2 separate regions of the Homo sapiens genome follow, and region 1 is linked to region 2. A link is an interaction called in ENCODE POLR2A ChIA-PET data of the cell type or tissue named here. Cell type or tissue: IMR-90. All regions are shown on one strand. Each heading gives the region's core, and the rest is flanking DNA. Links, peaks and the distances in the headings are about the cores only. Region 1 has its middle 95 kb from the start of LNX1-AS2. Region 2 has its middle 190 kb from the start of LNX1-AS2.

Evidence for each region. ChIA-PET counts read pairs that join two places held together with the same protein. Peaks named below come from ENCODE experiments on the same cell type or tissue, not always from the same donor. Only the 100,000 strongest peaks of a DNase experiment are listed, where the experiment ranks them.
Region 1: POLR2A ChIA-PET joins it to region 2 with 8 read pairs; 2 of 35 experiments call an interaction of 5 or more read pairs at or near these places.

What each region holds. Positions count from the first base shown.
Region 1 is chr4:53,686,807-53,689,617 of GRCh38, forward strand. No RefSeq gene overlaps it. Among named protein-coding and RNA genes, the nearest start is that of LNX1-AS2, 95 kb to the left of the region's middle. RefSeq lists enhancers at 1,383-1,432, 1,463-1,672. In IMR-90, for the core only: no CTCF peak of the experiment used is centred there; a DNase peak (open chromatin) is centred at 1,615; H3K27ac peaks cover 1,138 bases.
Region 2 is chr4:53,785,759-53,788,569 of GRCh38, forward strand. No RefSeq gene overlaps it. Among named protein-coding and RNA genes, the nearest start is that of LNX1-AS2, 190 kb to the left of the region's middle. In IMR-90, for the core only: no CTCF peak of the experiment used is centred there; a DNase peak (open chromatin) is centred at 1,123; H3K27ac peaks cover 2,343 bases.

The sequences.
Region 1 (2,811 bases), core at 311-2,810, 99 kb before region 2:
TGCCTTACTCCAGCCCACTGTGCATACAACTGCTAGGACAATCTCTGTAAAGTACAACCCTCATCATAATATTTTCTGCTTACAAACCTGCAATCACTTTCTCTTGCTGACTGAGGTTAGTACAAATTCCTCACTTTGTATTGAATGTCTGTGACAAAAATTTCTAGTCTTGTTTCTTAGAGTTTCCTTGCACTCCTAAACTCTTAAACCAAACTTGGCTGCAAACACTTCTCTAAAAGGAGCCTGTTTCTTCTGCCTTTTCCCAAGCTGTTTCCTAGACCTGGAGAGCCCTCCTTCCCTTTCCTTTAGAATAGTCTAAAAGTCCCTTTATTTTTCTTTTTTCTTGTTCTTCTAATAGATATAATTTAATGTGCCAGAGGCTGCTGATTGCCTGTCAATATCTATTTTCCCTTTCACCTTTTAGAAATAGAATCTTTGAGTTTTGCTAGTCATATAGCTCCTTGGAATGAAGGCGTTTCCCAGCTTCCATCATAACTCAGTGTCCAAGGAGCTGTGACCAGAAGCAAGGTGTACAACAACTGCGTCACACCTAAGAGAAGGAAGTACGTCTTCCCTCTCCTTCTCCCTCTTTCCACTAGATGAAATACAGACCAAGGTGGTGTGTTGGGGAGCTATACAGTCTTTAGCCATGCAGATAAAGGCAACAACATGAGACAGCAGAGCCGAGAGTTAGATGGAACCTGGGCCCCAACAAAATGGACCTGTCATATAAGCCCTGGACTCCCTGTGCTCAGACCATTAAGTATGAGGAAAAAATATTTCTATCTTGTTTAATTCTCTGGTTTTGGTATTTCTTGGCTGTCTTTGTTACAGTAGCCAATCTGTATCCTTAGAAATACATTCTTATGATGAGTTCATGTCCTTTGCAGGAGCATGGATGAAGCTAGAAGCCATCATTCTCAGCAAACTAACACAGGAACAGAAAACCAAACACCGCATGTTCTCACTCATAAGTGGGAGTTGAACAATGAGAACACTTGGACACAGGGAGGGGAACATCACACACCAGGGCCTGTCAGGGGTTGGGGGGCAAGGGAGGGAGAACATTAGTACAAGTACCTAATGCATGCGGGGCTGAAGACCTAGATCATGAGTTGATAGGTGCAGCAAACCACCATGGCACATGTATACCTATGTAGCAAACATGCACATTCTGCACATGTATCCCAGAACTTGAAGAACTTAAAGTAAAAAAAGAAAAGAAAAGAAATATAGTCTCACTTCTTTGATCATCTACACCCCTCTGAGTTTTTCCTAAAGGATTTCTTAAATTTACCATGTAGCAGAGTAAACATGGAATTTGAAGCTAGATAGCCCTGGCTTTGAATCCCAGCTCCACCACTTCTCAGCTGGGTGGCTCCAGCCTACTTGCTTAGTCTCTCTGAGCTTCAGTTTCTTTACCTGCAAGCACTGAAGACAACAGTCCATGGAGTAACTTTCCACTATTCTGAGCTGCCTCTCTAGGGTGATTTTCATCTGGCTGTGTGGACCTCATGAGTCACTCTTCTCCACTATAGGAAAATACCAACCACAGAAACCAAAATGTTCACATCTGCTACTCAGGCACCCTCTCCCACGAAGCAAGCTGGAAATGCTGACACATTCTGCAGCTCTCCCTTGGCTGTAATCTGGGCAGACCATCACCCCTCTGTTTGTAGATGCAAGGCTATGATTCACCCTTCCTCAATCCAATTCCTTACATAAAGAGATTATTATAATTCCAAATTCCCAGCTTATTCTTCATACACTCATAGATGCTTAGAGTTACAAGGCACTTGAGGGTCTTGTGGTCCAATCTTCCCTCTGAAATCAGTGCGGCCCTGGTGAGGACTTCCTCCACAGCCTGTCTCACCAACAGGCATCTTGCCTCTGCTGAATGTGCCTACTTGTCACATGGCAGCCTGTTCTATTTTTTGACAGCAAAATCATTATAAGTTTCTTCCTGATACCTTTATTTAGTCCCATTTCTGGAAGGCTCATTACTTAAAAATGTTAACCCAGGATGGAATAATTCAGAGACTGTGCTCTACAGAGCTAATCTAATTTCTTGTATACATCTTTATTGATGTCAATTTTGGGAGACTTATCTTCATCATCTTCTTCATCTTCTACTATCTCACACATGGCTAGTGGTTTTCAAATGTTTCTAATCAAGCATCTCTATCAGTAAATACTTTTTGAGCATGTCTCTCCAAACATATCCATACTTATTTATATAATAATATATGTATTACTGTGTTAGCATTTTAGAAAATGAATGAGACACATATAAAAATAGATATTAAAGATGATAAGAAAAATGTAAATGTGAGTTCAAATAGTTCCTGCTCGCATTTCAAGGGATCATCTTGCACATCCCCTGGGCTGCAGATCTCTCTCTTTGGAAATGACTGAGCTATTCATGATGCCCCTCCTCACCAGCATACAAGCCCTATATGAGGACAGAGATTCTGTCTTATGTTCTCTGTTGTGCCCGGTGCTTAGAACAATGTCTGGCTTAGAACAGTATCTGGTGCACAGGACACATTCTGTAACTTTTTTTTAATCAATCAGTGATTCCCAGATCTTTATTTATAGCACAGATTCTTCATTTCCAACTGTCTACAAGACAGCTTCACCTGGATCTCCTCAGGTATTTCAAACCCAACACACACCCAGCTGAACTCTTCATCTCTAGTGTCTTCCCCCACCAAAGTGTCATCATTTGATTCTCACTGCCTACTTCACACCTGTCCCCCATGTCGCTAAACTGGTTGACATTAAACACACAACTGACTGATCTCACTTTAA
Region 2 (2,811 bases), core at 39-2,538:
ACAGAGACAGAGGCAGAGGCACAGAAGAGAGAAAACCCCTTCCCCCCTCAGAACCCTTCCCCTCCCAGAGCCTCCTTTATGCAGATGATAATTTAATCAGAAAACTGAGTCTCATTAAACGCAGGTTGGCAAATTGTCGTTCTTGAGCCCAATGTGGCCTGCTTACCCTCTCCAGTTAAAAAAAAAATGTGTTTCATATTTTTTAAATGTTATTATAAATTTTAAAAAGAAGGAGAAAAATATGTAAGGAAGACCACATGTAGCCTATAAAACCGAGAATATTTATTCTCTGGCCCTTTGCAGATAGTTTGCTTAGCGCCCTTGATTCTAGAGGGTGAAGCTTTTAGCAGTGGAATTGTAGGCATGAGTGAAGGCATGGAAGAATTTTGTGGTATGAGGCTTTGGCCAGCCCTGTTTAGTTTGTTTAAAAACAAACTAAAAAAAAAACATACACCGATAAGTTGTGGAAGTTTTTTAATAACTCGTCCACAGGAAACGGATGCGTTGTTGACAGATTTCTGTGGCTGGGGAAGAGCCTGCTGCCTTTATTATCATGGATTCTCCTGACTATTTCACAGTAGCTGTTTCTGTTAATATATACCTACCTTGAACCAGGTAGTGCCCAAGGTACTTTTCATACATTTAGCCTGCGTAATCCCCACAACACTCTAAGAGGTAGGTGTAGTTACTATCCCCATTTTGCAAATAAGTAAAACAGATCTTAGAGATTGAATTGGTCAAAGACACACAACTGGTTAGCAATTTGGGACCACTGGCACCAACATGTAACCACCACCCTATACTGCTTTTTAGCTCTGATGAAAGGAGCATGACAGGTTTTCTTTCTATAGCCCAGTGGAAGGTTCTTGATTCTTAAGCCTGCTTACCAGGCTCCTCTGTTTTCCATCCTCTGGCTCCAGCCCTCTGCAGCCCACCTTCTCTCCTAACATAGGTCCCAGTGTGGGGGTGGAGGGAGACGCAGGCAGTGCAATCATCGAGCTGTGTTGTGCAACCATATAATATATCCCAGTCCTTCAGGAAGTTTGACAAACTGGAATATGTGTTTAGATTTCTAAACTCGGAGGCATTTCAGAGCAAAGAGGATCTGGCTGTGTCCTCCAGATGGTTACAAATGGTTTTACTCTCCTGTGTTTGGTTGGCTTGCAGCTGCCACAGGAATACAGCTGTTTACAGAGTCTGCAAAAGGGAATATGCAGGGAATGTCAATGTCATCGGCCTGCTTCTTTCTCCCTCAGGAAGGGAGAACAGTCTGGCCTGAGAGTGTCTGATGTGAGAACACATCCAACAGGATCAGGAAGAATTTATTGAGCGGTCACAGAGGGTTTGAAGCCCCAACACAAGCCTGGAATGCAGTGTGCCAATGGGCATGCATTAGGCTCCTATGGTTGCCATCACAAATGATCACAAACTGGGTGGCTTACAACAACAGAAATGTATTCTCTCATAGTTCTGAAGGCCAGAAGCCTGAAATCAAGGTGTTGGCAGGGCCACACTCTCTCTGAGGGCTCTAGATAAGAAGCCAGTCTTTGTCTCTTCCAGCTTCTGGATCAGCTGCACCCTCCAATCTCTGTGACTATGGTCACATTGTCTCTTTATCTTCTGTCTGTCTTCTCTTCTTTGTGTCTTTTATAAGGATACTTGTAGTTGAACTTAAGATCCATTCAGATGATCCATGATGATCTCTGTATCTTATGATTCTTAACTAATTAAATACATATATTTTTTAGATGGAGTCTCGCTCTGTCGCCCAGGCTGAAGTGCAGTGGCACAATCTTGACTCACTGCAACCTCCACCTCCCGGGTTCAAGCAATTCTCCTGTCTCAGCCTCCCAAGTAGCTGGGATTACAGGTGCATGTCACGTTGTCACCAGGCCAATTTTTGTATTTTTTGTAGGGACGGGGTTTCACCATGTTGGCCAGGCGGGTCTCAAACTTTTGACCTCAGGTGATCCACCCACCTTGGCCTCCCAAAGTGCTGGGATTACAGGCATAAGCCACTGCTCCTGGCACCTAATTATATTTGCAAAGACTCTTTTCCCAAGTAAGGTAACATTCATAGGTTCCAGGGATCAAGACAAGGACATATCTTTTTGGGGCCACCATTCAGTCCACTGTAGGTGTGTATTAACATAGGAGAGAAAAAGAGAGGACAGGTCAGAGAAGGAACCAGTTGCCTACACAGAGATTCTACCATCAATCAGGCCAGCCTTTAATCATATTTTTTGGTCAAGGGGAAATGCATCATTTGCCATTAGTAGTGAGTATCAAAGATACAGTGACCTCAACAATGCAGGTGCTTATATTTACCATGTAATGAAAAGTTAAGAGATAGACAGCCTAAGACTATTATGCTGTCTCATCATCACCCGGGATTCAGGCACTGTCTATCCTTCTGCCCCTCATCTGTCAATTTGGCCGTAGTCCAAGGCTTCCATTCTTAATATGGCCACATGATTCAACTAGGGTGCTGGAGCTTCAGCCATCCTATCTCTATTTCAGGCAGGAAAAAAAGATGGGAAGGGTAAATGGCAAGTGCCTGCTGAACTAGCCTACTTACAGAGCTTCGGAGAGGGCATCCCAGTGCTTACATCTCACTGGCCAGAACACAATAACCCCTACCTGTAAGGCCAACTGGGAAAAATAGGGATGTGTGTGTGTGTGTGTGTGTGTGTGTGTGTGTGTGTGTGTGTGTGATATAGTTGTTAGATGTGCTGCTAAAGTGAATAAAATGAAGGGATAATTAGTAAGGATGTGGGTAGGCAACTAGCACTCTCTACCACGGGGGCTCTA